6 separate regions of the Homo sapiens genome follow, and all the other regions are linked to region 6. Evidence: chromatin loops called from intact Hi-C (ENCODE). Cell type or tissue: chondrocyte. All regions are shown on one strand. Region 1 overlaps DGKG (diacylglycerol kinase gamma). Region 2 overlaps LINC02043 (long intergenic non-protein coding RNA 2043). Region 3 overlaps LOC100131635 (hCG1645011-like). Region 4 has its middle 26 kb from the start of RPL39L. Region 5 has its middle 46 kb from the start of TRA2B. Region 6 holds the start of AHSG (alpha 2-HS glycoprotein).

The links. Hi-C counts contacts between places; a loop is a spot of excess contacts. Peaks named below come from ENCODE experiments on the same cell type or tissue, not always from the same donor. Only the 100,000 strongest peaks of a DNase experiment are listed, where the experiment ranks them.
Region 1: a loop joins it to region 6, with 4 times the contacts of the local background. A loop is called at or near these places in 18 of 110 quality-filtered maps.
Region 2: it touches region 6 in a loop (10-fold over the local background); 93 of 110 quality-filtered maps call a loop at or near these places.
Region 3: it touches region 6 in a loop (12-fold over the local background); 10 of 110 quality-filtered maps call a loop at or near these places.
Region 4: a loop joins it to region 6, with 2.9 times the contacts of the local background. A loop is called at or near these places in 30 of 110 quality-filtered maps.
Region 5: a loop joins it to region 6, with 7 times the contacts of the local background. A loop is called at or near these places in 45 of 110 quality-filtered maps.

Annotation. Positions count from the first base shown.
Region 1 is chr3:186,257,035-186,262,034 of GRCh38, forward strand. DGKG (diacylglycerol kinase gamma) reads right to left here. Exons shown (of 25, transcript NM_001346.3): 15 at 4,665-4,744; 16 at 3,405-3,479; 17 at 820-905. Among named protein-coding and RNA genes, the nearest start is that of DGKG, 100 kb to the right of the region's middle. In chondrocyte, CTCF peaks have their summits at 2,674 (motif pointing right), 4,794 (motif pointing right) and 4,996; no DNase peak of the experiment used is centred here.
Region 2 is chr3:186,818,901-186,823,900 of GRCh38, forward strand. LINC02043 (long intergenic non-protein coding RNA 2043) reads right to left here. Exons shown (of 4, transcript NR_125409.1): 3 at 4,645-4,721. Among named protein-coding and RNA genes, the nearest start is that of LINC02043, 4.1 kb to the right of the region's middle. In chondrocyte, CTCF peaks have their summits at 2,754 (motif pointing left) and 2,962; no DNase peak of the experiment used is centred here.
Region 3 is chr3:187,712,173-187,717,172 of GRCh38, forward strand. It overlaps LOC100131635 (hCG1645011-like), which reads left to right. Exons shown (of 3, transcript NR_034062.1): 2 at 3,450-3,568. It also overlaps a transcript of RTP2 not described here. Among named protein-coding and RNA genes, the nearest start is that of RTP2, 12 kb to the left of the region's middle. In chondrocyte, a CTCF peak has its summit at 2,416 (motif pointing left); no DNase peak of the experiment used is centred here.
Region 4 is chr3:187,162,881-187,167,880 of GRCh38, forward strand. No RefSeq gene overlaps it. Among named protein-coding and RNA genes, the nearest start is that of RPL39L, 26 kb to the left of the region's middle. In chondrocyte, CTCF peaks have their summits at 2,381 (motif pointing left) and 2,586; no DNase peak of the experiment used is centred here.
Region 5 is chr3:185,981,696-185,986,695 of GRCh38, forward strand. No RefSeq gene overlaps it. Among named protein-coding and RNA genes, the nearest start is that of TRA2B, 46 kb to the left of the region's middle. RefSeq lists an enhancer at 1,849-2,370. In chondrocyte, CTCF peaks have their summits at 89, 289, 2,009 (motif pointing right) and 2,247; no DNase peak of the experiment used is centred here.
Region 6 is chr3:186,612,776-186,617,775 of GRCh38, forward strand. AHSG (alpha 2-HS glycoprotein) reads left to right here and starts at 285. Exons shown (of 7, transcript NM_001622.4): 1 at 285-579; 2 at 2,910-3,020; 3 at 3,668-3,752; 4 at 4,412-4,575. The coding sequence starts at 367. In chondrocyte, CTCF peaks have their summits at 2,261 (motif pointing right), 4,455 (motif pointing left) and 4,680; a DNase peak (open chromatin) is centred at 4,406.

The sequences.
Region 1 (5,000 bases), 360 kb before region 6:
GCCTTGGGGAGAGCTTGACACATCATGGAGCACAGGCAGCATTTTTGGGATGAAGAATGGAAAGCCCAGGGCTCATCGCTCAGGGCCCAGTCTCTGACTTTGATGACTGTCCTCCCCAGTGCTCCCCCGGCCGCTTTCTTGTCCTTATATTACACTTTGCAGTGTTTGTCTGGGTTCTGTAGGGTTAGATCTTGACTCTGCTTCCATCCCAGAATTTCAGTCAGTTTCCATCACTTACTGGGGCTGATGTGTCCGAGGACCCACAGATCCAGGTAGAGCTGGGTAGAACTCAGGCTACCAGCCTTCTGGCCTGGGCCTTTTTATCTAGATGTACTCTACTGGACACAGCTCAGTGTGGTCCTTCTTTGCTTGCACTGATCTGTACTTTCTAGATGCACTTTCTGGACTCAGGCTCCGGGTGTTCATCTCAAGGTGATTTGTCCCAGGCTATGATCTATGCTTAGTTCTCTGGCCTTTACCAACCCCAAAGGGTCTGCCCAGAATTCCACTCCTGTCCTCCCACCCCCCAAATCTGGCCTGTCCTGCCACTGCCCAAACCCCAGCCATGACAGATCTGCTTTACAGGAAAGGCCTGAAACTAAACTGTTACCTCCGTATTGGAGGGAATCATTCGATTGTCTTATTTCTTTTTTTTTTTTTTTTCCACCCAAAGCAAATATTTAGTCAAGTGTTGGTCCAGGGGAAGATACAAGGATGAACAGACATGGCTCCATGTCTCTTTCTTTTTTATTGCCTTCTGCTGATTGTAAATACGCTTACTATAAATAAGCAGCAAACGCCCTCTCAGCCCATGCTTACCAATGCAATCCAAAATCCAGCCAACTGTCCCATCTCCACCACAGGCCAAAACACGGAAGTCTGGAGTATCACGGAAAAAGTTCAACCTGGGAAGAAGAAGAAAGGCCAAAATGGGCTTGTTACTAGGTTGCAGCTGACATTGATACATGTTGAGTCAGAGTCTGCCCTGTTCCCCAGGAGTATGTTAAGACCTCGATTCCTTTTGTGGTTGAAAGGGTCACTCAATGTTCTGAAACCAGAAGTTACTATGCAGTGCCTTGAATATGGAGCCAAGGCCAAGGGGGCCATCCTTGTGCAAGGATAATCTGACTCAACATTCGACACAAATGGAAAATGGTTTTCTAGAAATTCTGTACTAGTTACGCAGAGGAGTCCAGAGTTTTGGCGTCAATACAAATAGCCCCCAGTGTTTTCACTCCTCTCGGGCTCTCCTGCCTGCTCTGTCCTGACACCCGCCCTGGTAAGCAAGATGCACCGAATTTGCTGGATCTTCTCTTCACTCTCCTGTGGGCCACAGTGAGTGGAGTGATGCCCTTCTCTTCTCAGGAGCCTTAACCCTGGAGAGCAGGGTGCTTATACCTGGGGTCCACCAACCTCCAAGGGTTCTATGGATTGGATTCAGAGGGCCATTAACTTGGAGGAGAAAATAATACATTCTTATTTTCCCTAAGCTCAAACTGAAATTAGTAGTATTTCCTTCAATTCAGCATGTAGGCAACAGACCACAGAGGTTGGAACCATACCCATGACTTTGTCAGCGGTCAAAATCACAGCCATGTTAGTGTTTCATTATGGTTGTGACAGATGCCTCATACCACTGCCATGCTCATCACTGCTTGGAATTTACGGTAGTTATTAGACCCACTTCTGGGTCTTCCTATTTGACGTATTGGTGAAGCTCATATATTCTCATATCACTAATTTGTTTTACTGTTTTAATAACTGTTTTTTGATATGGTTTCCCTGGTCACCTTTTATTATTAAATTTATGCATTAAGAAATATTCCAAGAGGGGGTTTCTATGCTTCACCAGACTGCCAAGGGGGTTCCTGGCACAAAAAAGTTAAGAACCTCTGCTTTAGAATGAATGTGCCCTGCGGACACCTTGGGGGTGGAACTTGGGAAGCCTAAGGTCAATATTTCCAATCTGCCCAGCCTGGTGGTCTGAGAAGAGCCCTGGAGCTTTCAGAATCACTGATGCATGTGTAGGCAAATTAACATTCCTTCTCTTGCAGAACTCTGCTCTCCGACGGGACTCTCCGACGGGAAGTGAATTCTGAACAGACGCTCCCTCCAGCTAGGCAGCTTGTCTGATTAGAGAGTGACATGCGCATGAGAGACCCTCAGGGCGTATCAGCCCGGGAAGTAGCCACCTGGCTCGTCGTCTCAGATGAAAACAATTTAGAATACACGAGGTGAAGCTGGAGGACTGTCTGCCAGTTTTGACAGTGGGCTGGTAAAGGTGTCTGTGGGGGGCTGCTCCGTCACAAGGCTGTACTGTTCAGCAGTGATGGCAATCACGGTGACTGTGATGGCAACTGCAGTGGTGTACAGAGGTGGGCTCTGTTCTGAAATTACTTTTACAGGTAAATCATGGCAGGTGTACTGAATCCGCACTTATGTTTCTTTCTCTTTTTAACTGGGCCTTGTACTACCGCTGCCATAAACAATAGCTTTGGTGTCAGCCAACCAAAGACAGGGTCAAATTCTCTTTTCAGAGTCCTTACTCCAACCTCTCTGAGGGGTCTAGCTGAACCCGGAGCAGAAATCCTGGTTTGGAGGTTGGGCAAATGGCTGCGTGCTGGGCAAGCCCAGCCCAGAGTATGCAGACAGCCCCGGGCCCGGGGCCGGCCAGTAGAGGGCTCTCGAGCACCGGCCCGGACTGGGAGGAAGCCCAGGCTTTCCTGGCCTTCTAGCCCAGGTGCTGTAGGGGCCGCATCACAGAGACCTGCAGCTCACCATTAGCCGCAGACACAGGGACCACGCCTCCCACCAGGCCTCTTTACAACCCCATGCTAACGAGAAGAGAATAGCCAATGAGTAAGTGGCAGGAGGAGCAAAACAACCTCAAAATCGAATGATTTAGAAAACAAAAGTGATTCCATTGAACAAGTAATTGTCTTGATCCTAAAATGACCCCACAACGGAACACCAAGGCAGAACTCTGAGTCACTGTCTAGATTTCCAAACTGCTGACTGACAATGATAAGAAAACTTTCTCTTCTCTGATGATTCAGTATGAAGACACCAGCTAACAGAGCCTTGCAAATAAGTTAAAATAATTTACCAGCCTGTTCCTCCTGTCAATCAAATGAAAGGTGTGTGCAGTTTTCCCCCTCTTATAAAATAACTTTTTCTAGGACAAGCTACAGGAGGCCACTTCTCAAACAGAGTTAGCCTTCCTGGGCATCCTGAGTATCTCCAGGAGTCAGAGTCAGACGTGAGAAAAAGCAGAGAAAGGGAGTAAAATGGCAGGAAGGAACAAGTTGAGAGACGAAAGAAAAAAAAGGTGACAAAAGAGGCATCTTCATTGGAGTTTAAAAGGGAGGGGGAGAAATAAGAGGTAAAGATTGTGATCTCCATACCCTGGAGTAGGCCCCCCATTGTCCAGGTTGAAAACTTGTTTGGGGTTGAGCAGATAGTGGAATTTCCGAAGAATTCTATGGAAAAAAAAAGAAAAGGAGGGAGAGAGAGAGACAGAGAAGGAATATGTCATCGTGAGAAGTCACATTAGGGCAAACACCTCTGGAGCCCACTGGTGGCAGGGATGAGGGTTCATTTAAACCCCGGAGGGGAGGGCACTGCCTGCTGACCCTGGCGTCCAGGTTCCACCTGGCATCACCCGTGTTATCACTCCCGGTTCAAGGCTGAACTACCAACCTAGACTCCAGCTCCTAAGCCCAGAAGCATCGCCCCTTACAAAGAGGACAGGGCAGAGAAACCCAGAGAACAGAACTTTCATTCTAAAGCTTTATCCTCCACAGAGACCTTCTCCCAAATGTTCTGTATGGTCTAGGCAGTGTGATTCTGCCCTCTGCAGACTGTACAAAAGCATCACAGGACCCCCTCCTCCCCAGGGAGAGGCCCCCTGCAGTCCTGGGATCAGGAGGAAACGCAGGAGGTGGTGTTGGGCTGTGGGGGAGGGAGGGCGCTGAGAGGCCGTGACTGCACCCAGGCCTGCTTTCCTGGCTCCAGCTTGGAATTGTCAGGTCAGTTCAGGAGGGGTGTCCTGCCCCTTGGACAGGGGTGGGGGTCCTCATAGTTCTTGCTTTAACTCTACTAATTATTATTTTTTAACCTGGATTCCAGATCACGGTGCCATCTGTTAATGATCCCGGAATTGGGAGGCAGAGCTGCTTTAACCATTCTCCCTGTCCACCTGTGCTGTTCAGCAATTTCTAGCCTCCGCTGAACTGGGCATTTCAGCAAACTGATGAGGTGGATGCACTGGCTTCTCACGGGTGACGGTAGCCCAGCAGGTCCTAATCAACGGGCTGCCCATCATCTCTTAAATCAAGAGATCTGAGAGGCTAGAAAGGCACAGGCATCTCAGAGCGTGGTCTAACTCTAGTGGTCTTAATAATGGCTCACGTGGCAGGCTGTGGGCTAAGCACCGTGTCTGTTCTCACCTGTGAGAGGAGGAATGATAATTATCTCCATTTTACAGAGGGAGAAACCGAGGCCCGGGGACATTAAGTCACTTGGGCCAGGTCATAAAGTGGCAGGTGGCAGTGCTGGGATTTGAGTCTGCCTGTCTCCACAGCCTGCTGTGTTCCTGCCAAGGGGAGGAAGGGCCTGAGTCGTGTCGCCCTAGTTGCTCCACTTTGAAACAGAAGAGAACGTACCTTTCTCCTTGTCTCCCTCCACTCTTGGGGTTCACCAAGACCAGCAGGGGGTGGGTACCCGGGGTGGGGATGATCTTATACTTGAAAGGTAAAAGAAAAAGAAATTAGCTCTGCTTCATCCAATAGGGGGCGTGAGATGAGAGTTGAAGCCAAGACAGCTTCGGAGAGGCAGATGAGAAGCAGGAGGGCAGGCAGTCAGGTGTTTTTCCACTGGCTGAATTTTCGGAGGGGCTAAGTAGCTAAGTGTCTCCAGTTTGAATGGCCTTTAAGTAGTGTTAACGGAAATGAGGGTTTGAGGTCAGGATCAGCGATGGGACAATGATGCTGTAGCTTCAA
Region 2 (5,000 bases), 210 kb after region 6:
AAGAAGAGCAAATATATATATGTAAATACGTGGTAACAGCATTTTATGTGTGTGGTGGCCTAGTTCCTTTAATACTTGCTTACTCAAATAGGTGTATATATAAAATAAGTTAAAATTGTTTTTCATTTGAGTGCTGATTTTTTTTTTTCCTTTCAGCCTGAAATAAGTCTCTGTGTGAAACATGCAAAAATTGCTGGCTTGGGTAGACACTACACACGCACACAGGCACACACACATTTTAGAGACAGGGTCTTACTCTGTTGCCCAGGCTGGAGTGCAGTGATACAATCATAGGGCCTTGCAGCCTTGAACTCCTGAGCTCATGCAATCCTCCTGCCTCAGCAAAACATTTTGAGAGTTCATGCAGATTACTGATTTTCTAAGCTTACTACAAGGTATTTTTAATTTTTTTTTAATTTAAGTTTTTTTTCTTTTTGAGAAAGGGCTCACTCTGTCACCCAGGCTGGAGTGCAGTGGCACGATCTTGGCTCACTGCAGCCTCTGCCTCTCAGGTTCAAGTGACTCTCCTGCCTCAGCCACCCAAGCAGCTGGGATTACACCATGCCCAGCTAAATTCTGTATTTTTAGTAAAGACAGGGTTTTGCCATGTTGCCTAGGCTGGTCTAAAACTCCTGAGCTCAAGTGATCTGCCTGCCTCAGCCTCCCAAAGTGCTGGGATTACAGGTGCGAGCCACCACGCCCAGCTGGTATTTTTTATTTTTATAAGAAAGATACTTGGCTGGGCACGGTAGCTCATACCTGTAATCCCAGCACTTTGGGAGGCCAAGGCAGGCAGATCACGAGGTCAGGAGATCGAGACCATCCTGGCCAACATGATGAAACCCCATCTCTACTAAAATACAAGAACTTAGCCAGGCATGGTGGTGCGCACCTGTAGTCCCAGCTACTCGGGAGGCCGAGGCAGGGGAATCGCTTGAACCCGGGAAGCGGAGGTTTCAGTGAGCCGAGATAGCACCACTGCACTCCAGCCTGGTGACAGAGCAATACTCCATCTCAAAAACAAGACAAAACAAAAAAAGAAAGATACTAATTCTCTCTCAGTGATTATTAGCAACTCTGATTCCTTTTGGCCCTACATTGGTTTGGAAAAGAAATACACACTTCAGAGATACACCAGTCTAAATGTACAAGTTTAAACTCTGGTTCACAGAGCAAAACTTTGCAAAAGGTCCGGATGTAGCCCAGTAACCTAGATTAATCTTGAGACTCCTCCTTTCATGAGACCTAGTTTGCTAGTGGGGCAGATTAGGCAGAAATTAGCCATGCAGTTCACCACTCACGAGGCAGCAGCAGTAGCATGGTGGTGAAGTGCTTGATACCCTGCAGATCCAGGTTCAAGAAAGACCAGCTTTGTCCTTTTGGATAAGTTACCTTATTTCAGTGCCTTAAATACTATTTATTTATTTATTTAGAGACAGGGTCTTTCTCTGTCACCCAAGGTGGAGTGCAGTGGCATGATTTCCGCTCACTGCAACGTCTGCCTCCCAGGCTCAGGTGGTCCTCTCACCTCAACCTCCTGAGTAGCTGGGGCCACGGGTGTGTGCCACTATGCCTGGCTAATTTTTTGTAGAGATGGGGTTTTGCCATGTTGCCTAGGCTGGTCTTGAACTCCTGGCCTCAAGCTATCTGCCTGCCTTGGCCTCCCAAAGGGTTGGGATTACAGGTGTGAACCACTGCGCCTGGCCAAATATTTAATCTTTTGTTTTAAAAAATGGAGGTGACACCTTCTAGTCTCCGTATGAAGAGTAAATGAGATGGGAGAAGCACAGCACCTGGCTCAGAGTAAAGTTTCACTAATGTTAGGACAATGGTACTGGCCAAGTTTTCTCTAAAGGATAAAGCCCGAACTCAGCCCCTCAGACAGTGAATAAGAAGTTTCTTTTTTTCTTTCTTTCTTTCTTTTTTTTTTTTCTCGAGACGGAGTCTCGCTCTGTCGCCCAGGCTGGAGTGCAGTGGTGAGATCTCGGCTCACTGCAAGCTCCGCCTCCCGGGTTCACACCATTCTCCTGCCTCAGCCTCCCAAGCAGCTGAGACTACAGGTGCCCACCACCACGCCCGGCTAATTTTTGGTATTTTTTTAGTAGAGACGGGGTTTCCCTGTGTTAGCCAGGATGGTCTCGATCTCCTGACCCCCTGATCTGCCCACCTCGGCTTCCCAAAGTGCTGGGATTACAGGCGTGAGCCACCACGCCCGGCCAAGAAGTTTCTTTTCTGTATTTTTACTTTTTTTTATTTTTTGAGACGGAGTCTCGCTCTGTCACCCAGGCTAGAGTGCAGTGGCCCAATCTCGGCTCACTGCAACCTCCGCCTCATGGGTTCACGCCATTCTCCTGCCTCAGCCTCCCAAGTAGCTGGGACTACAGGCGCCCACCATCACGCCTGGCTAATTTTTTGTATTTTTAGTAGAGACGGGGTTTCACCGTGTTAGCCAGGATGGCCTCGATCTCCTGACCTCGTGATCCGCCCACCTCGGCCTCCCAAAGTGCTGGGATTACAGGCGTGAGCCACGGCGCCTGGCCCAAGAAGTTTCTTTAAGGCAGCTCCAGCTTTTTCAGTCAAAGTGAAATGGTCCTGAAATTTGCATATGCAATGTTTACCTTTCTTTTTCATTAAACGAGAGAGGGAACCAAAACAAAAATACAGTTTGACCATTTAAAATGTTGGAAGAGCTGCCAACTTGGTAGCACTATCTAGAGTGGCTCCATTCTGCCATCTAGTGGAAGGGAAAAGACAAATTTAGACCAAAATACTTCCATCTTTAATTTACAAAAAAGTGTGTTCTTTTGTTTTTTGTTTTTTAAAGTTGGGGTCTTGCTCTGTTACCTAGGCTGGAGTGCAAGCAGTGTGATCATAGCTCAACAGCCTGGAGCTCCTGGGCTGAAGCCATCCTCCCACTTCAACCTTCCTGGTCACTGGGATTACAGGCATGAGCCGCAGCACCAGGCTGTGTTTTCTGATTAGCATAATTTAAATTATCTACTAAATTTGCTCGTTAATAGATTCACTTTGTAAAGAAAAACCACACAGTATTCTAAACACTAAGCAGTAAAACTAAATTTCCCAAAACATTTATATTTATAAACTATGAATTTCAAAGATCTGCAGAGGAAAGAGAGAACGTTCTTGAGCTCTTATTATCATAAATTTTCCTGCCCCTCCCTTTCCCGTTTATATTATCCATTTCTACACATACTCTTTACGTTTATTTTGGCACATAGACTGGGAGAAGCCCAGAGTCTCTGAGGATTATATCTTTCCCAAAATACTGAGCAAAATCAGTGGGTGAGTAAGATCATTCCATTCATTTTTCAAAAATGTACACTCACTTAAAATGTTGATGTATCCGGGCATGGTGGCTCAAGCCTGTAATCCCAGCACTTTCAGAGGCTGAGGCAGGCGGATCACAAGGTCAAGAGATTGAGACTATCCTGGTCAACATGGTAAAACCCCGTCTCCACTAAAAATACAAAAATTAGCTGGGCATGGTGGTGTGTGCCTGTAGTCCCAGCTACTTGGGAGGCTGAGGCAAGAGAATCACTTGAACCTGGGAGGCAGAGGTTGCTGTGAGCTGAGATCATGCCACTGCACTCCAGCCTGTTGACACAGTGAGACTTCGTCTCAAAAACAAACAAACAAAAAAGTTGATGTAACCAAGGTATTTGTTAAGGCCTGTGTGCTTGAATTTGTTTTTTGCTGGTGTATGTATGCATGTTTGCTTTGTTTTGATTTCTATGGACATTATCTAGGTATTTATGATGATTTCCATTGCCTAGGATGAAGACATCTGCAGCCAAAACTCCCTGAAAAGTTAGTAACAGTAGCATACCTGAAGTGACTGGTGCTATTCTGAGGCTGTTACTCTTTTTTTGAAACAGGGTCTTGCTCTGTCGCCCAGGCTGAGCGCGATGACATGATTTCGGCTCACTGCAGCCTTGACCTCCCAGACTCAAGCAATCCTCCTGCCTCGGCCTCCCAATGTGCTGGGATTACAGCACAGGCCACCACACCCGGCTAATTTTTAAAGTTTTTTTTAGAGACGGGGTCTCCCTATGTTGCCCAGGCTGGTCTCAAACTCCTGGGCTCAAGAGATCCTCTTGCCTTGACCTCCCAAAGTGTTGGGATTACAGGTGTGAGCCAACACATCTGGCTGGTTATTACTCGTATTACTAGCAAATGTTATTTATTGAGTTTCTATGGTGTACTAGACACTGTTCTTTTTTTTTTTTTTTGAGATGGAGTCTCGCTCTATCCCCCAGGCTGGAGTGCAATGGCACAATCTCGACACACTGCAACCTCTACCTCCCAGGTCCAAGCGATTCTCCTGTCTCAGCCTCCCAAGTAGCTAGGTTTATAGGTGCCCGCCACCATGCCAAGCTAATTTTTGTATTTTTTTTTAGTGCAGACAGGGTTTCACCATGTTGGCCAGGCTGGTCTCGAACTCCTAACCTCAGGTGATCCACCCATCTCAGCCTCCCAAAGTGCTGGGATTACAAGCGTGAGACACCCTGCCTTGGCCAGACACTGTTCTTGATGTACATTTTGCTAATCCTTCCACTAAATCTCCAAAGTAGATATCATTGTCTTCACTTTAGAAATAAAAAAATGATGCTTATGACCACCTACCAGCAAATCTTGATGCGCCAGGGACTGGGGGGAATAATCATTGACTAGCTGGCTATTATGAGTCACAGTTTCCATTCCTGCAAAATGAGAATTTTTTTGACTTAGGGGTGGGGTGTTCTCTAAGCTTTTTGCCTGATTCTAATTCTTCTGCTAGAAGCTGTGGGTTTACAGAGGTGAAAAAGATAGCCCTTCCACCAAACATATATTCTATTATATATATCTTATCTATATATATTATATATATTCTATTATATGTATCTTATCTATACATATTATATATTCTATTATATATATCTTATCTCTATATATTATATATATTCTATTTATCTTATCTCTATATATTATATATATTCTAT
Region 3 (5,000 bases), 1.1 Mb after region 6:
ATAAGGTCTGTGGATTATACCCACTGAGTCAACTTCCTGGCTTGGATATTGTGCTATCGTTAGGTAAGACCTTACCATTGAGGGAAACTTGCAGAAGGGTACACAGGACCTCTCTGCACTATTTTTTGTAACTTTTTGTGAGTCCATAATTATTTAAAAATTTAAAAAACTTTTAAATGCTCCTAGTATATGGTGAATGTCTAATAAATGTTATTTATTATGTTTTGTCATAGCTGTTTTTCAAGTTTTTATGTATATTTAACATATTTTAACTTTGAAATTAAATTCAGAACAATAGATACTATTTTTAAAAAGACAAAGTGTGTCTCAGCAAAGTTCCATATTGTTACATGTAGAGGAACTTTGAGCCCCTTGTGAGCTGAAAAATGGCTTAGAATTTCTGATAACTAGTGTCTTTTTGTTAGCCCCTTTTGAATTGTGAAAATATCAGGAGGCATGAATAAGAAAACTCTAAGTCCTGAGTCCATGCATGTTCGTCTCCTGGATGCAGGAAAACTTGGGAACAATAGATGAGAAAGGGCTGGACCCGAGGAATTAGAACTCTGCGGTCTCAACGAATGGTTTATATTCCCAGAACACCCCTAGTGAGAGCAATCTCCTACCTCCATCACTCAGTTACTTTGACCAGAAAAGTCCTTGTCACTGTTTCCAAAAGGGGTCCTGAAGATTATCCTATACAGTCTTTGCATTTGCAATCAGAAGCTGGGGCTGAGGGACGGTAAGTTTCCTGACCAAGGCCAGTAGCTGGTCAACAGCAGAGCCTGGTCTTCAATCAAGGCGAAAGCTGTTTGCTCTGGGTCTCACTGTGGCAGGGCCCAGGACAGCAGGGATTTGATGCTGTCTCCCACCCAAAACCACCCAGAGTCATTGAGTGTAATCAGGAGACCAGTGCTTAAGGGGCACCTCCTCAGGCCCTCAGCACTGAAGGGGAGCAGGGAGGAGATTGAGATGTACCCAGCCCACAGCCTAGGCACCAGCCGTCCAGGGACACGGGCCTACACTGTGATGCAGGTGGTGGGCGCCATGGCATGTCCCAGTGGCTTCCTCTCTGTCTACTCCCAGAATTTACAATTTTGACCCTAAGAGAATACCAACCCTAAAAGCCTAAATTTTCTCCTTACACTGTTGTGAGTTGAAAAAGCTGTGCTCAAGGGTACACAAATGTTACCAGTGGAAGGTGTCCAGGTTCTTGGCATTTTGAACAAAGAATTGGACAAAATGCACAAACAAAGCTATGAAAGAATAAAGCAAAGAGAGCATAGATTTATTGAAACGAAAGTATACTCCACAGACTGGCAGTGGGCTTGAGCAAGCACCCCAAGAACGCTGGTTACAGAATCTTCTGGGCTTTAGATACCCTCTAGAGGCTTCCCATTGATTACTTGGTTCACACCCTATGTAAATGAAGTAGTGGCTCACAACCAATCTGATTGGACATGGAAGGTGACCAATCAGAGGCTAACATGAAGTTACAAAGTTACACCCTATGCAAGTGAAGACTAGGCCTACAATCAGTCTGATTGGTTGCAGGAGGGGACCAATCAGAGGTACTTTCATTTTTAATTTGCAAGGCAGAAAAGCAGGAGGGGTGGGGGGAGCAAGTTGCAAAGGGAGTAGCCTCGGATCCTTTTGTTACTTGGGTGTGGAGAGATGGGGTTTTCCTTTTTATTCAGTTCTAGGAAACCAGTGCAAATTGGCCTTAGGTTCTCTGTCTCCAGACCCTATTCTCCTGCCTCACAAAGATAGGTGTACCTTTTTGTTAATTCAACCACTGACACACAAAGTTACTGCCTGTGCTAGCTGAGTGTCTGACAGCAAGTCAGAAGGCAAATGGTCTGTTCTCGGCCCTCACCCGCTAGCCAGGTGTTCTTAGGCTCTCCTCTCCGAACCTCAGTTTTGTCACTTGCCAAATGGGATATCTTGCTTCCTTAACTGGCGAGATTGTGGTGAGGATTAAGTGAACCCTTGGAGATGAAAGGCTTTTGTGATTTGTAAAGTTTGTTATACTAGACACTAGATTAGTGTCATATCATAAACCCCTGCCTCTCTCCACAGTTCTACTAGGAATTGGCCTCTTTTGCCCAAGAATTGAGATATAACCCCTTACCTTTTCGAGAAGAGCTGGAAATTCCTGATCCCCAAAGGAATGATTCAGAGTGGAACTTTACACACATTCAAGTAGATCTCCGAAAGAAAGATTTGGGGGCCAGAGCCCCTCAGTCAGTTCTGTTAAATGGCTCTGCTGAGATGACGAAGAGGATTTAGAAAGAGAATAGGTACAAAGCCATAGGAGACCAACTCAAAAAATAGCACTGGCCCCATTTATACCTTCCTGCTTCCCTGGAGCCAGAAAAAGTGGCACCTACAGCCTTCACTGCTTGGTCTACCCTGCCACCTTGTGGCTATTTGCTAGAATGCACCAGTAGAACAGCCTCAGAGAAAGCAGGGACCAGTAGGAACCCTTAATCATGCACTCACTCCTTTGCTCCGTCACTCAACAAACCTGTACAGACGCTCACAGTTGTTCAGGCTGAAGAAATTCACAGGCTGGAAGAAGAGAGGGACTGAAGGGAGGGTAAATGGAGAAAAGAGACTTGCTAGGCAGGGGTCTTGGTGTTTGCAAAGACACTGAAGCCTCACAGGTTTGGGAAATGGTGAGCTTCTCCATGTGACTGAAGAATAGGGTGCACCAGGTAGAAATGATGGGAGATAGATTATAGCCTCACTATTAGAAAATGATATGTATGAAACTGTAAGCCTCTGTACGTTAGGAAAAAAAAAACACAAACAAACAAAAAACAAAGAAAGACACAACTTGGTCCCTGGAGTGCAGGGCAATTCAGGTTACAGGTTACAGGTTACAGGTTACAACCCTCCGCAAATGGCCCCCAGACTTCCATGGCCCTGCTGTCCTGAGACTCCTAGGAGGAAACACTTACTCTGAATCCCTCGCCATGATTAAAATCAGTTTCTAAATGGGGTAGGATCTTGTGTAATCTCAAGTTTGAAAGGGACCTTAGAGTCATTTAATCCAACCCTCCCTGCAAGCCAAGATTGCTGCCAACTCACCACACATCTTAAGCTTAAATCACCTTCAGTGATGAGTTCAGATGCTCACCCAAAGCCCGTTCCATCTTTAGACACAGGAAATCCTTTATTCTATCAAGCTGAGTTCTTCCTCTTTATAATTCCTGTTCATTGATATAAGGTTCCCCCCGCCAGGGTTCTGTCAAAGAAGTAATCAGATACATGAATGTATATGAAGAAGGTAACCATTTAGTGGCAGCACTGAGGTTTCTGGAAATAGGAAATCATGGTAGTATTATTTCCGAGGAACTAATACTGGCATAGGCCTTGGGGGAGCTGTGTCCTAGTCCTTATAGAATTTCTTTGCTTAATGTCACTTGGCTTCCTTTCCTTTATGATAGAGTTGGATTCGATCAGAATTCTCACCACTGGTTCTAAGTCAGAATCATCTGGAGAGCAAGAAGCAGAATGTCTGAAATCTTCCTATGGTACAGAACTGCTGGATGAGACCATCAGTGGGGTAAGCTCAAATACTCCATGATAATTCAAGACATGATTAACTATAATAGTCTCCAGTTCTTGTTGAGGTTTTTGTCAAGCCCATGATGGCCTGGTATGTAAGTTCTTGGTGATTCCTATTTCTTAAAGACCTACCTAGATCTACAGCTTTCTCCCATCTGCATGATCAAAGTGTGTCGTTCACAGAGCACAATTATTTTGTCCTGTCGTGCTCTTTTGGACAGAGACCCACCAGTGACATAAAAGACAAAACTAGCTAGAGAAGAAAAAAGAGACGTATTGCCTGATCTTAGCTGAGTGCCATGACCTTCTTGTTCCCCATTCACCTCATCTGTAAAGAGGGAAGACAAACCCACTTCAGTGAGTTGTCGTGAGGGTAATTGAGACCGTGAGTGTAAAGCCTACTGGCAATGAGAAGGCTCTCCAAATCTCAATTCCCTGAGTCTTTGACAGCGAGAAGAAAGTGAAAACGAGAAGCTAGGGTGGTGCCTTTTCTGAGAGCATTTTTCTTCATCTTTCTTCCCATGAACAGCCTCTGTTGAATTGTATCATGTCCCCACAAAATTCATACGTTGAAGTCCTAACTTCTAGTACCTTAGAATGTGACCTTATTTGGAAATAGGGTCGTTGCAGATATAATTAGTTAAGTTGAGATCATTAGAGTGGGCCTTAATCTAACACAAGTGATGACCTCATAAAAAGGGAAGAACTTTGGATACAGAGACACAAACACAGAAACACCATGTGAAGATGAAAAGATTGAGGTGATGCTTCTACCAGCCAAAGAGTGCCAGATTGCCAGGAAATGACCAGAAGGTAGGAGAGAAGGCTGGAACAGATTCTTCCTTACAGCCCTCAAAAGAAACCAACAGTGCCAACACCTTGATCTCGGACTTCCAGCCTTCAGAACCATGAGGCAATAACATTCTATGGTTTAAGCCATTTCAGCTGGTGGTACTTTGTTTCAGCAGCCTTGGCAAACTAATTACACCGCTAGAGGTGACTCCTACTGGTGACATCAAAGGACAGCTCTGTCCAGATGGAAGGAGGCACTGAAGTTCCACAGAACAAATGGGAGACACACGAGAACCCTGAGAGAGCCTCTCCATGGGCCACCAGCTCAACATGGCTGTCCACCTTGTACTGCCGTGAATGGACAATTTGCCATTCTGAACATGCCCCTTCTCAAGATATGCAGAATCCATAGGAACATCAGTTTTTTAGTATACTTTAAGTTCTGGGATACATATGCAGAATGAGCAGCTTTGTTATATGGGTATACATGTGCCATGGTGGTTTGCTGCACCCACCAACCTATCATCTACATTAGGTATTTCTCCTAATGCTATCCCTCCCCTAGCCCCCAGCTCCCGACAGGCCCCAGTGTGTGATGTTTCCCTCCCTGTGCCTATATGTTTTCATTGAGGAACATA
Region 4 (5,000 bases), 550 kb after region 6:
TGCTTCTTGGGTTAGGTATCCATTAAGCCAGAAAAATTATGATTGCTAATGTGAGCCCATCAGGATGGGCACAGTGGCAAATTCTGGGACCATATGAGTAATCTACCTATGGCTGAGCCCGAACCTATAGCCAGTGCTTTCTCTGATAGGCTCTGTGCATGCTGCTAGGATTGTGTGATGCTGCACCTCTATCTAGATGAATGAAGGCTATAAGGGAAAGCCACAAGTGACTCCTGGAGTCAGAGTTGAGAGAGAAAAATTGTTTCTGGGAGAATCAGGAAAGCTTCCGGGAAAAGATGGCTTTTGAGCTAGCCCCTGAAAGTTGGATTTGCTTTAACAGTTAGAGATGGGGAGAGAAGCAGTGGAGGTCTCTTGGAGGTTTTGTTAAAGCTGGTCAGTAGATCCTAGGCTTTGCTGGGTAGGAAAATTCTGATCCATGAAATTAATAGGCCGGGCACAGTGGCTCATGCCTGTAATCCCAGCATTTGGAGAGGCTAAAATGGAAGGACCACTTGAGCCCAGAAATTCAAGACCAGCCTGGGCCACATAGGGAATATTTTGTATTTTGTCACTATAAAAATAATAAAAAATATTAGCAGGCATGGTGGTGCACACCTGTGGTCCCAGCTTCTTGGGAGGCTGAGGTGGGAGGGTTGCCTGAATCCAGGAGGTTGATGCTGCAGTCAGCCATGATCATGCCGCTGCACTCTAACCTGGGCAACAGAGTGAGACCCCCTCTTAAAAAAAGAAAGAAAGAATGAAATTAATAGGTGTGTAGTATGAAGTAGGGATGAAGTACCAAGGGAATTTCTGGGCTCATAACTTGAAGGTAGAAATCTGTAGGTGCTTGGAAGGTAGGAGTCCTGGGCGAGGTTGTGGCTTGTTTAGTCGCAATGGGCTGCAGCGAGAATATGGTGATGTCAGAGTAAGATGCCAAGGTGTGGCTTGCCTATAGTCATTAAAAGCGTGGGCTTCAGAGTCAGACCAGCCTACGTAGCATTTTCGTGCTGTGTGGGTTTGGTCAAGTTCTCTTTGAGTTTGTTTCTTTATCCTTTAAGTGGCTATAACCATGGAATTTACCATGTAGGTAATTATATTAAGATTAAATGAGATAATGCATATCAAGCACTTAGCATGGTGCTCGTACATAGCAGTTGCTCAATAAAGCTTGTCTAGCATTAAGTTATATAGATTATTGATTTTTTTGCAGCATACTTTATCACTCAATAATTATATAGTAACCTAACATTGTTTCATAACTATGTTTACAATGATTACATTGTTGCTTTCCATGACTTTCTATTTTTTTTATTTTTATTTTTAGCTATACCTGCTGGAATGGGACAACTTTCTATCCCATCTTCCTTCAGTCAGATCCCCTCAGCTGCCCACCCCTGCCCTCACCCTGAGCCTTTCTGCTCTATTCTGATGGTTTTCTCAGGTTCTGGGAAGGGGTTTATTCATTTACTTTTCTTTCAGGCCCTCTTTTCACATGTGACTAGTCGGTCAAGACTTTGTGCAATCTTTTCCCATCTGGATCGTTTCCTGAAAAAAATGTTTTTAAGTTTCTGGTCCATTCATGACACTATTCCTTGTTGTTCGGGGTATTACAGATGATTACTCAATATTTTTGAACTTTTTGGTGTTTTTATAAAGTTTGGGTGGAAAAAGAGCTAAGAGTGAGGGCTCCAAAGTACGTTTTGACATGGACAACTTGGTAAGTTCCCTGCCCCAGTGTGTAGGCCCAAGGGGGTGGCAATTAGGATTAAGCGTCTGACAATCCTGATTTCCACAGAAGCCCCACTTCCTGCTCAGAAAGCGTGTTCTCCTGCGGCTCACCTCCTCACGAAGTTCCCAGTGGCCCTACAGGACACACGGGCTGTCTCCCTGGTAACAGTTAAGCCCTCACTCCTTGACCTATCAGTCCTTTTATAACTTAGGCCAAGGTTTAAATTTTAGCTAAAATTATTACTGCATTCCTCCAGAAGAAACTCATTGTGTGGACATACTGAGATTTATCTAATCGATTGAATCTCCATAGATTTATCTAATCTGTTGAACATCTCCATCAGTTTTGATAACTAATGATAGTTGTCAAAATTCCTGTTTTACCTTTAAAAATAAGAGCTGAAACAATAGCCAGTGGGGACTACTAGAGCGGGGAGGGAGGGACAGCGGCAAGGGTTGAATAATTATTGGGTACTATGCTCAGTACCTGAATGATGGGATCATTTGTACTCCAAACCTCAGCATCAAACAGTATACCCAGGTAACAAACCTGCACATATCTCCCATGAATCTAAAATAAAAGTTGAGAAAAAAAAAAAAAAATTCTTACCACGTTAAATAAATAAAGAGCTGGATTTGCTGCCCCCTTGTGTCTTAGAACAGCCATAACAACATCATCATTTGTATCCTTTCTTATTCCTTACCAGCTCGGGTTTCACCTGGCCTGATTGCTCAAATTACACCTCGGGGGTTAGGAGACCACATCTCTCAGTTGCAAAGAGCTCTCCTAAGGGAAAGGCTTTTATTACCAGGACCAAGTTCAGCTCTGTCTGACTGCTAAGGTTTGAATCATCAGAACAGAAAGAAATTTGGCATGGAACAGATTTACCAAGATACAGTTAGCAGGTACTCAGGTACCAAAAAAGATGTATTTTATAATATCACTAACTCAGATACCAAGCGCTACTCAGAAAGCAGGCTAGGAAAATTCATTTTAATGGATGTTTCATTCTTTTATTTACCTGATGTTACTGAGTGCCAGACACCGTTCTTGGCATTAGAAAACAAAACTGAAGAAATACAATAAGCAAATAGGCAAACAACTACTGCAATATAATGCTAGTTAGTGATAAGTACTAACATGAAAATGAACTAATGGTAAATAAATAGAGGGTAATAGGGTGATTTATGGAAACCACTCAGAGGGTGACATGCAGAACTGTGAATGAAGTAACAGCAAGACATGGGAAGGTCCAGGGAAGAGTGTAGGTAAAAGAAACTGCAAGGGCAAAAGTGTTGAGGTGGAAAGAGTCTGGTATGTTTGAAGAACAGCAAGAAAGTCAGTATGGTAACAGCAGAGTGAGGGAGGCTGAAGTGGCAAGAGATGAGATGGAAAGATAGGTAGACCTTGTATGTATGATGAGAAAATTGGATATTACTCTGAAAGTGATGTGAATCCATTGGAGAATTGAGCAGGGGAGCAGTATGATTTAAATTATATTTCAAAGCTGTCATTCTGACTGCTGGGCAGAAAAATGAATCTAGGTGACAAAAAGGGAAATAGGATGGTAAAATAGAAAATTATTGCAGACAGAAATATTCCCATCACCCTAGAATATAGACTGCCCCAAGACAGAGTTCTTTATTGCTTAGACCTTTGTGTCTTAGGTTAGTGATCACTGGAGTTAGTGTGGGTCATGAAGTTGATGAGAAGCCCTACTGGGCCAGGGCTCTCTTTTCCTTCTCTTGTTACCACATAAAATTTGTATGGGATTCAGTTGACCTTTTTAAAGAAGGATGAAACTCCTGGTTGAAAATTGAGCTCTGGTAGCTGATGAGATGGCATGTAGGCACTCCCCCAGGGTAGATGACCTGCTTAGGAGAGGTGAGGACACTGACACAATGGCTGGACAGCAGGTGAAGGAAAAGCTGGGGAGGGGACATGTGCCCTCACCTATTCTTAAATAAATATTTTGGGATAAGGAGTCTTGTCTTAAAGCTCCTCACATAGACAAAAAGAAGTGAAGGAACTGGAGAATGGGGTGGAGTAGGATGTGGAAGTAGGATGACTAGAAGGTACAGAATTACCATCTTCAGATATCTGAAGGACTATTTTTTTTTTTCACAGAAGGATTAGCATTGTTTTCTCAGCCTCCCGATACAGAGAAGAATTAAAAAGGCGGGATAATATTTACAACCTGTATTAGTCTGTTCTCACACTGCTAATAAAGACATACCCAAGACTGGGTAATTTCTAAAGGAAAGAGGTTTAATAGACTCACTGTTCCACATGGCTAGGGAGGCCTCACAATCATGGCGGAAAGCAAACGAGAAGCAATGGCACATCTTACATGGCAGCAGGCAAGAAAGCACGTGCAGGGAAACTCCCATTTATAAAACCATCAGACCTCATGAGACTTATTCATTTACTTGAGAATAATATGCGGGAAACCACCTCCACGATTCAATTATCTCCACCTTGCCTCACCCTTGACACATGGGGATTATTACAATTCGAGGTGAGATTTGGGTGGGGACACAAGCAAACCATATCACAACCCAAAGCAAGAGAGTAATTTCCATCAGAGCGGCTAATGGTAAGGTAGGCTGCCTTGTGGAATGAGGTTCCATTACTGTAAGCATTCAAGCAACAGTGGGAGGCCTGTGGGTGAGTGTGCCAGACTCCCAGATGGCACCCAGGGATCCTTGCCTCCTGGTGTTCATACCTTGTTTAGTGAATAGCATTAACTATGTAACCAATAAGATACTGCAGAAATGACAGTGTTACTTCTGGTACTAGGTTATAAAAGACATTGTGGTTTCTACCTCCCTGGTATTTAGATTATTGCCTCTGGAAAAACCAGTCTTCATGTCAGGAGGACGCTCTAGCAGCTTTTTGAAGAAGCCCATGAGATTAGAAACCTGAGGCCTCTTAACAACAGCCAACAATGCAAGTGAGCTGTTTTAGAAATGGATCTTCCGACTCCAGTCAAACTCTCAGGTCATTATGACCCTGGTCAACATCTTAACTGCATCCCGATGAGAGACCCTGAGCACAACTGACTCAGTTAAGCCATGTGTTAATTCCTGACCCACAGAAACTTTGAGATAATAACTGCTTTGGGTGAATTAAGCCAAGTTTTAGGACAACTTTTTATGTAGCAATAGATAACTAATTTTGTGCCGTACAAGAAATTCACACTTCAGCTGGAACTGAAATCAAATGGCTTTCTGAAGCCCTTTTTAGCCCAGATCTTTGGTTTTTGACAGTC
Region 5 (5,000 bases), 630 kb before region 6:
TATTACTCATCTGGGTGGGCCAGACAGGAAGAACGACTGCTGTTCCCTAAATAACCTCAGGGTCCCCCATGTGGAGAGTGACTATAGGCCCAAGGGTCCCTGGACTTTTTGTGTGTTTGCTGGGATGGCAGGTTGGTTCTTTAAGACCGGGATGGCTGGGCATGGTGACTCACACCTGCAATCCCAGCGCTTTGGGAGGCCAAGGTGGGAGGATTGCTTGAGGCCAGGAATTTGAGACCAGACTGGGCAACATAGCAAGACCCAGTTTCTAAAAAAAATAACAAAACTTAACCAGGCATAGTAGTGTGTGCCTGTAGTCCCAGCTACTTGGGAAGTTGAGGCAGGAGGATCTCTTGAGCTCAGAAATTTGAGGCTTCAGTGACCTGTGATCATGCCACTGCATTCTAGACAGAGTGAGACCTTCCTTGTCTCTCTCTCTTTTTTTTTTTTTTTGAGACAGGGTCTCACACTGTCACCCAGGCTGGAGTGCAGTAGTGCAATCATGGCTCACTGCAGCCTAAAACTTCTGAGCTCAAGTGATCCTCCTGCCTCCACCTCCTGAGTAGCTGGGACTACAGGCACATAGTACCATGCCCGGCTAATTCTTTTTGTATTTTTGTAGAGACAGGGCTTAGCTGTCTGGTCTCAAACTTCTGGCCTCAAGTGATGGTCCCAAACTTCTGGCCTCAAGCTATCTGCCTGCCTCAGCCTCCCAAAGTGTTGGGATTACAGGCATGAGCCACGATGCCCGGACTTCCTCATCTCTTAAAAAAAAAAAAGGAAGAAAGAAAAGAAAAAAAAGAAGACTGAGACAGGCCAGGGCTGTCATGGATCAGTCCCAACAATTGTTCCTGGAAAGCATGAGAAGTCCTTCCAGGATTTAGAACCAAACTTTGCAGTGGCTGATCTGAAATGAGACTGTGCACTTTAGGGACCTCAATCTCACATAACAAAGAAGGGAAAATAACTTCCAACTAGTCTGAGACATTTTAATATTTGTTGACAGTGGACAAAAGATTCCACCCACTATCCTCTCCCAGTCCTGCCCAACAGTCTCCAGGCCAAAGGAGGGAAAGGATTCCCTTTGCAGTTGTTCAGGTAGAGACTTGGGGACCCAAGAGAGGCACAGAAGGTGGAAATAGGGCCGTGCATCTCAGTGAACAAGAGCACCCTTTGTTGTCCAGGAGTAGATTAGGGTTGGGGGTGTGGGCGATGGAATAGAAAGGATGCAGAAGATCTCTCTCCGTGATTCCAGAAATGACCCTAGAAATTCAAGCTACAAAGTCAGATAATCCTGGATTTGATTGCCTCTGCCACTGACAAGTTGTGTGAACTTGGTCAAGTTACTTGATTTCTAGGCTTGGTCTCCCCATCCTCACTGGGGACTGCTGGGGGGACTGAAAGATTGAAAGCATGAGAGGCACTTTGTATAGTCTTTGCCAGGTAGTAAGTGCTCAAGAAACAGCTGTAATTATTCTCTCTTCTCTCTCTCTCTCTCTCTCTTTTTTTTTTTTTTTTTTTTTTTTTTTTGAGACAGAGGCTCTTGTTGTCCAGGCTGGAGTGCAATGGTGCAATCTTGGCTCACTGCAACCTCCGCCTCCCGGGTTCAAGCGATTCTCTCTTGTCTCAGCCTCCCGAATAGCTGGGATTGCAGGCGCGCGCTGCCACGCCCAGCTAATTTTGTATTTTTGGTGGAGACAGGGTTTCTCCATGTTGGTCAGGCTGGTCTCGAACTACTGACCTTAGGTGATCTGCCCTCCTCGGCTTCCCAAAGTGTTGGAATTACAGGCATGAGCCACGGCGCCCGGCAAAAAAACAGCTATAATTATTGTTGAGCATAATTCCTCCCCTTGCCTCCTTCATATGCCTCCCAAAATTCTGAAGTGCCCCCTGGGCGGTTCCCAGTGTCGCCTGACCTTGGCCTCCTGGACTGCAGGTTCATCTTGCTCTAACCGCCCGCTGCCCGGTGTCCCGTCCCTTCCCAGCTTCCTTCTCCCACCACTAGATGGCAGTATGAGTCCAGCATAAGAAAGGATCGCTCCAGCCTCATCCCAGGTGATTTTTTCCCCGGGCTTTTTTGGGGAATAAAGCCAAAGGAGATAGTTATACGGCGCATCTTAAAGCCTTGTCGGTTACCCTCCGTGGCCATTTCGACAGACATGCGCTGGTCACCTTCTCTGGGGTGAAGTGCCTTCTCCGTGCCGGATTTGAGATTAAGGGAAGGAAAGGGAGGACCAAGGGATTATCCAAAGACTCCAGCACTGGCTCGCCCCATGCAGAGGAAGGCCCTCAGGCTAAGGGTGAGCCTTCTGCATAGAGGGGTCTCAGACCCTGCTCCAGGAGTGCAGAGCACAGGGCCTGCCCTTTCTCCGCCTGGCAGCCGGGGCCGAGCCTTGCTGGATGCTGGTGCTCCTGCTGCTGGCTTCTCCGCTGGCCACACTGCTTGTCATCCTCTCCCCAACCCAAGGGACCTTTGCAACTCTGAAATCCCATCAAGACTACACAAGGGGCAGAGACAATTCACTAAAAGGAAACTGGGGCACTGTTAGGAAGTGCGTATTGAACGGCCCTCAGGCACTGTCCATTCTCCCAAGTAACAGAGCAGAACACTCTGGCAATGTAGTCCTGACTTGGACTCCTCATAGGAGTGAGCAGGAAGGCAATAACATGAATTTTAAACCATCTCGAGTAGAAGTTGCTATAGCATTTCTTTCTCCTTCCTTCCTTCCTTCCTTCCTTCCTTCCTTCCTTCCTTCCTTCCTTCCTTCCTTCCTCCCTCCCTCTCTCTCTTTTTTTTCTTTCTTTCTTTCTTCTCTCTCTCTCTCTCTTTCTTTCTTCTCTTTCTCTCTCTTTCTTTTCTTTTTTTTTTGAGATAGAGTCTTGCTCTGTCACCCAGGCTGGAGTGCAGTGGCGCGATCTCGGCTCACTGCAACCTCCGCCTCCCGGTTCAAGTGATTCTCCTGCCTCAGCTTCCTGAGTAGCTGGGATTACAGGCGCCCCGCCACCACGTCTGGCTAATTTTTGTATTTTTAGTAGAGACGGGGTTTCACCATGGTGGCCAGGCTGGTCTTGAACTCCTGACTTCATGATCCGCCTGCCTCGTCCTCCCAAAGTGCTGGGACTACAGACGCGAGCCACTGCACCTTGGCTGCTATAGCATTTCTGACGGGCTGCCCCGCTGAGTGTTGCAAGAGGATTAAAAATGTACACACCCTTTACTTGGCAAAACTCCTAAGAAACCATCTTAAGTAAATAAACACAAATATAGATAAAAATATAATTTTGAGGATTTTATATGAAAGTATTTTTTCATGAGAGCAAAAATATAGAAGTAAGCAAAATGTTCAGCATTTAAGAAATGGATAATTAAATTATTGAAGTTTAAAAATTCCTTTAAACTGTAAATTCTTTAGAACTAGCATTTGTGACGAATTTTTACTGAGAAAAATTATGTTTTAAGTGAAAAATATTGGATTATATCCAGCATTATATCTAGCCTAATCCCAATTGTGTAAACTACATATACATAGTAAAACATTGGAAGGAAAAATATGCCAAAATGTTAATAAATGTTTTCATTGAAGTAAAATTTTGGTTGATTTCTATTTTCCTTATTTTAAGTTTCTTCTTTCCCCTAGTTTTCCATAATAAAAATTGTTAGTTTTGGCCGGGTGCAGTGGCTCATGCCTGTAATCACAGCACTTTGGGAGGCTGAGGCGGGCGGATCACTTGAGGTCAGGAGCTCGAGACCAGCCTTGCCAACATGGTGAAACCCCATCTCTACTAAAAATACAAAAATTAGCCGGGTGTGGCAATGCGTGCCTGTAGTCCCAGCTACTAGGGAGGCTGAGGCACGAGAATCGCTTGAGCCTGGATGGCATAGGTTGCAGTGAGCCGAGATTGCGCCACTGCACTCCAGCCTGGGCGATAGAACAAGATTCAGTCTCAAAAAAAAAAAAAAAAATTGTTACTTTTATGTTGAACTTTTACATAAGCAAGAGTTATTTTAAAAATTTAACAAATATTATTTATCGATTGTCCTGTCTTCCTTATAACAAATATAATAATTATTTATGAGTGTTTACTACGTCCTAGCCACTCTAAGAGATGAAGGTATACACTTTCATTGAATCTTATATCGACACTCTAAGAAAGATTATCTTCTCATTTTATAGATAAAGAAACATACTTCACAGAGTTTAGGTAACGTGCTCAAAGTCACAGTTATTAGGAGTCAGGATTTAAATCTAAGTCTGTATGTTTCCAAAGTCCATGAGCTTTTCACCACACACTAGAACTTCGATCCTCCCTCCCAACCAAGGGACGCTTGCAGCTCTGAAGTCCCATCAAGACCACACAAGGGCAGAGTTCTCAAGTTATAAAAGGATTCGGTCATCAGATTCATTCAGAATTCAGTTGTTTGGAATTTGGACATATTCTCCTTAGAAACAATGTATAAATGCTAATGTGCAACACTGTATAAAGATCAACTCTAAAAGTTGGTGAAACCCATCTACCCATATGCTGTGAAACCACAACTTTCCATAGGATATTGCTTGTTAATCCTGTCTCCCAGATGCACACACAAGAGAATAACGAAACTAACACTGGGGTGAGGACAAGGCAGTGCTTGGCGGAGGGCGGGCTCAACATTCGCGCATGTGCAGAAAGAGAATGCGGAGCCACGGTGTCCTCAGGCTACCGGCAAGGCCGTGGATCTGCGTGGCTAACGGGGGGCAAGACAGGGGTCACGGGGCTGAGTGTGGAAGCCCTGCGTGGAAATCGAGAGAGCCCTCAGGAGGTCTTGGGGGATCAAACCCAAAGGTTTCCAAGAGCCGGGCTGGTAGATGAAGGAAACAAGCCAGATGTAGCACAGAAGGGAGTGGTGGCGACTGTACCGACAGGAGACCGTGCGACCCACCTAAAGGCAATACAAATACATTTAAATAGAAACACATTGACAGTCAAATGTAACTTGTGGCTGGGCGCAGTGGCTCACG
Region 6 (5,000 bases):
GGCACTCTGAGGCTGACTGTGTCCACCTCATTCCCTCAGCTGTCTTCTCTTTGCTGCTATTACCATGTTCCAAGCAGACTTTGGAGCATCTCCCCCACAGCAGCATGGACTTTGGCAGATTTCTTGGGGACCAGCGATGTCCTAACCTGTTTGCTTTTCCAGGGCTGATGTTTGCAGGGTGTTTTTTTTTTTCTTTTGAACCAAAGCAGAAATCATCCTGTATCCTTATGCAATTCTTCCGGCAGGCTCCAACAGATAAATAAAGCCCACCACCCTCCATGGGTCTACCTTTCCCAGCAGAGCACCTGGGTTGGTCCCGAAGCCTCCAACCACCTGCACGCCTGCCAGGGCCTCTCTGGGGCAGCCATGAAGTCCCTCGTCCTGCTCCTTTGTCTTGCTCAGCTCTGGGGCTGCCACTCAGCCCCACATGGCCCAGGGCTGATTTATAGACAACCGAACTGCGATGATCCAGAAACTGAGGAAGCAGCTCTGGTGGCTATAGACTACATCAATCAAAACCTTCCTTGGGGATACAAACACACCTTGAACCAGATTGATGAAGTAAAGGTGTGGCCTCAGGTAAGTGGACCTGCTGTCTATGAGCTGAAATAATGTGTACATGGAGCTCAATCAGGTGCCTCAAAAAATCACCATCACCCAGTGCAAATGAAACCACAGAGGAGTAAATTCTCTGATTTCTTCCCAGGAGTGAGGGAAGGGGCAGGCAGAGGGCAGGAGAGGAGACATTCTGTATGGCAGTCATGGGTGTCAGGAGGGAGCTGGGTGGGGTGTGAGGTGGTGTGCAGGAGAAAAAGTGCTTCAAATGGTAGTGTGCAGATCACAGACAGAAAGTGTAACTTGCTGGAAAAACTAGGACCCAAGAGACCAGCTCCTAGTTGCCAAGTTACCACTGGCTGAAAATCACGTATCTGTCTTTGGTTTGGTTTCTCTCTAACAAAGACTGAGAATGAATAAAACTAGCATCTGGCAGATGCCTACTATATGCCAGGCCCATTCACATAGATTATCTCATTTACTCTTTCCCGGTCCTGCCTCCTGGTGCTGTGTGGTACATATATTGTTCTTGTCTTACCCAAGAGGAGACCAAGGCTCTGTTGTGTGTGTGTGTGCAGTTTTTTTGTTTTTTGTTTTTGTCTTTTTTTTTTTGGTCCAAAATCATATAATTACTAAGTCTTCAGGCTGGGATTTGATTCCATATCTGTGTTCCTTCTTCTACACAAACTGCCTCCCAAAGAGAGTTACCCACATCCCAGAGAGAAGTCTTGGCATAAACACAATTCACCTCCTCACACACTAGACAGGAAACCAACGCAGCTTGAAGCCAGTGACAAGAAAAATCAAGCTGGAAATATGCCTCGGGGATCAGTCAAGAGATTTGGAGAGGTGGAAAGAAGCTGTCTGCCTACTGCCTGTTTTGAAATTAGATTTATTTCTGATTAAGGACAATTCTTTCAGCAAATATGTATTACAAGCCTTCCTTGGACAAGAACCAGAGATATTAGGTTGAACCATATAAAACTGCCATTTTTCTATATCAAAAGCAACCAAATATTGGCCGTTTTAATGGTTCAACCTAATACAGTGGTGAAAAAGGCACAATATGTGCCCACAAGAGCTTACAATCTAGGTTGGAAAATAAGGTCAACAACAGGAAGCCTGGACCGACTGACGACTGCCATCCGTCTCACAAAGAGACAAAATATTTGAAATCAGGATTGCTCCGGATGGATTTTAAGAGTGCTGCAGCCATATTAAAGCACAGTGGTGGTTAGGAGGAAACGCTGATCAAGTCAGGGGAAATGAACACGCAACACGCACATCTGAGGGAAAAGGTAATCATGAATGGGCATTGTGACTTTTACTAAAGGCAGAGCTTCAGAGTTGGTTCCCTTGAGAAACCCAGGTGTACCCGGTTCCTGTTCGCCAGAGCTGTGAACGCTTTCAGGCAGTCACTCTGGGCACACCTGGACATCATAAAATGCGGAGCTTCTCCCAGGGGAGGGGATGCTGAGGCTTCAGGTACTAGTGAATCAGGCAGAACCAATGAGAGGCAAACAGAGCTGGGCTGAGAGGAGAAAAGGCATACTTGTACCTTCTGGATTTTTCAGGCTTCGAAGACAAGATACAGAAACAGGTGAACTCACAAGAATATCTCCAAGGATTGTTGCAAGCTCCCTCGTGTCTACACTAGTGACATCCAGTTTCCTGTCAGAGGGAGACATGCCCTTCCCCATTATCGCCAGCAGGGGGAAGTAGAGAGCAGCATCGTTGCATGCCGGCACCTGCTGCACAAGCCAAGACAAAGGAAAAACCAAGGACAACAGCAGCAAAAACCTCTAGGAGGGAAAAGAAAACGGAGGAAGGAAGGAAAGCAAATAATGAAAAGGAAGAAAGAAAGAAGGAGAGGGAGGGATAGAGGAGATTAAAAAAAGACAGTAAGATATTACCCTACACCACCTTATTTTGCAGCTTGTCTGAGAAAAATCCAAACTTGCATTTTCCAAAGCACTGCTTGAAGAGTGAAATCTTAAAAAATTAAATAAATAATAAATACAAATAAGTGTTAACACCCATTTGTAGTTTTCAAATAGAGCTCAGAGTGAGGGCTGTGGCTCCATCGACTTGTTCAAGCCCAGGACCCCGTCTGCTTTGCGAGCATCATCTGGTGCTTCCTTAATCAACAGACGAAGACCAGACAAGCCCTGGTCATTGTCCTGCCCACAGGCCAGTTCAGAGCTAGACGGAGTTGCAGACTGACAGTAAGAATGACATTTCCCTCACCTCTCCAAAAGCGGGGTGCTCTCAAGCCCAATGAGGGCGCATACCGTGGACCGCACCACAGGATCAGGGGAATAGGTTGCTCACGGCTTCACTCTTTGTCTCCACAGCAGCCCTCCGGAGAGCTGTTTGAGATTGAAATAGACACCCTGGAAACCACCTGCCATGTGCTGGACCCCACCCCTGTGGCAAGATGCAGCGTGAGGCAGCTGAAGGAGCATGTGAGTACCCTTCTTAGGATGACTGTAGGTGGCCCTTCGGCCAGCTCCACCGATTCACCCAGCGTCTCAGCCTGCCTTCTTGGCTAGCCAGGGTGCAGTTTCTAAAATTGCCATTTGTGGCCGAGCGCAGTGGCTCATGCCTATAATCTCAGCACTTTGGGAGGCTGAGGCAAGTGGATCGCCTGAGGTCAGGAGTTCAAGACCAGCCTGGCCAGTATGGTGAAACCCCATCTCTACTAAAAATACAAAAATTAGCTGGACGTGGTGACGGGCACCTGTAAATCCCAGCTCCTCGGGAGGCTGAGGCAGGAGAATCGCTTGAACCCGGGAGGTGGAGGTTGCAGTGAGCCAAGATCCTGCCATTGCACTCCAGCCTGGGCAACAACAGTGAATCTCTATCTCGAAATAATAATAATAATAATCATCATCATAAATAAAATTGCCATTTGATGCCACTTGCCCTGGGGCTGATTTTTACAAGCGTTTAACTATATCGTTGTATCCCTGAAAGCAGAGAGTGCCATGTTTCAGTATTACCCAGCAAAGGCGATTTTGCAAGGGTCACCTTTGACAGCCGTGCCTGGAGGGAGCCTGCCCGGGGTGCGAAGGGGAAGGGCAGCCATCCTCACGTGGGTTTCTTTCTCCAGGCTGTCGAAGGAGACTGTGATTTCCAGCTGTTGAAACTAGATGGCAAGTTTTCCGTGGTATACGCAAAATGTGATTCCAGTCCAGGTACAGATGACTATTCTTATTCTCATTTTTTCCTTGTAGAGAAAGTGGGGAAGGGATCTGAATAATTTTCAACTTAAGTAGTTCTAGCAGCTTTGTCGGTGAGGAAAAGGAGAAGCCAAATTTCCTGGGTTCTGGGATTTTTAAAATTGTGTTTTAAGAAGCTACTCTTGGCCTGGTGCGGTGGCTCACGCCTGTAATCCACCCACCCGAGGCAGGTGGATCACCTGAAGTCAGAAGTTCGAGACCAGCCTGGCCAACATAGTGAAACCCCCATCTCTACTAAAAATACAAAAATGTGGTGGTGCTCGCCTGTAATCCCAGCTACTAGGGAGGCTGAGGCAGGAGAATCGCTTGAACCTGGGAGGCAGAGGTGGCAGTGGGCCGAGATCGCACCACTGCACTCCAGCCTGAGTGACACAGAGTGAGACCCTGTCTCAAAAAAATAAGAAGTTATTCTTACTGGAAGTGAAAATTGCCTCGTGATGATAAGAGCTCCTGCAGAAATGTCAGCATAGCAAAAGCCTTTTGAAGGTTTAGTAAGAAGCAGAGAAAGTGCCTGAAGCTATCTGGGGAATGCCTTAGCCCTTGCTAACGCAGCAGAGCTGGGGCCATGCCAGGGAGAATGGCTGCCCACATCCTGGTTTCCTCTCTCCGAGCAGACTCAGCCGAGGACGTGCGCAAGGTGTGCCAAGACTGCCCCCTGCTGGCCCCGCTGAACGACACCAGGGTGGTGCACGCCGCGAAAGCTGCCCTGGCCGCCTTCAACGCTCAGAACAACGGCTCCAATTTTCAGCTGGAGGAAATTTCCCGGGCTCAGCTTGTGGTAAAGACTGAGATTCTTTTGACAGGTTGGGCAGTTCGGTGGCACTTCGGGAATGTACTGTACGTGGTGGAGCGGGAGGCAGGGAAGAACAGGCGCAGGGGCAGCGATGAGAAAGCAAGGAGAGGGTTGTTTGGAAAGGGAAGAAAGCATCCTAAGGGGGTATGAGGCTCCTGAGTGTCATGAGGACCCCAACACCCTCAGCGCCTCCCCCATGCTGAGCCACTGTAACGTCCAGCAGCCACAGCTGCCGGCAGGTACATCCCCACTCCCTCCGTTCCAGCTAAAACCAAAGCTCAGTGTCAGCTGGTAGAGTTGCCCACGTCGGCCAGAAGCACTCACTGTAAATTTGCTGGGCTCCAGTACCACCCATCTCCGCTGAACATCTGCCACAGACTCGTAATTAATACTCACTTGTGCTGACAAGC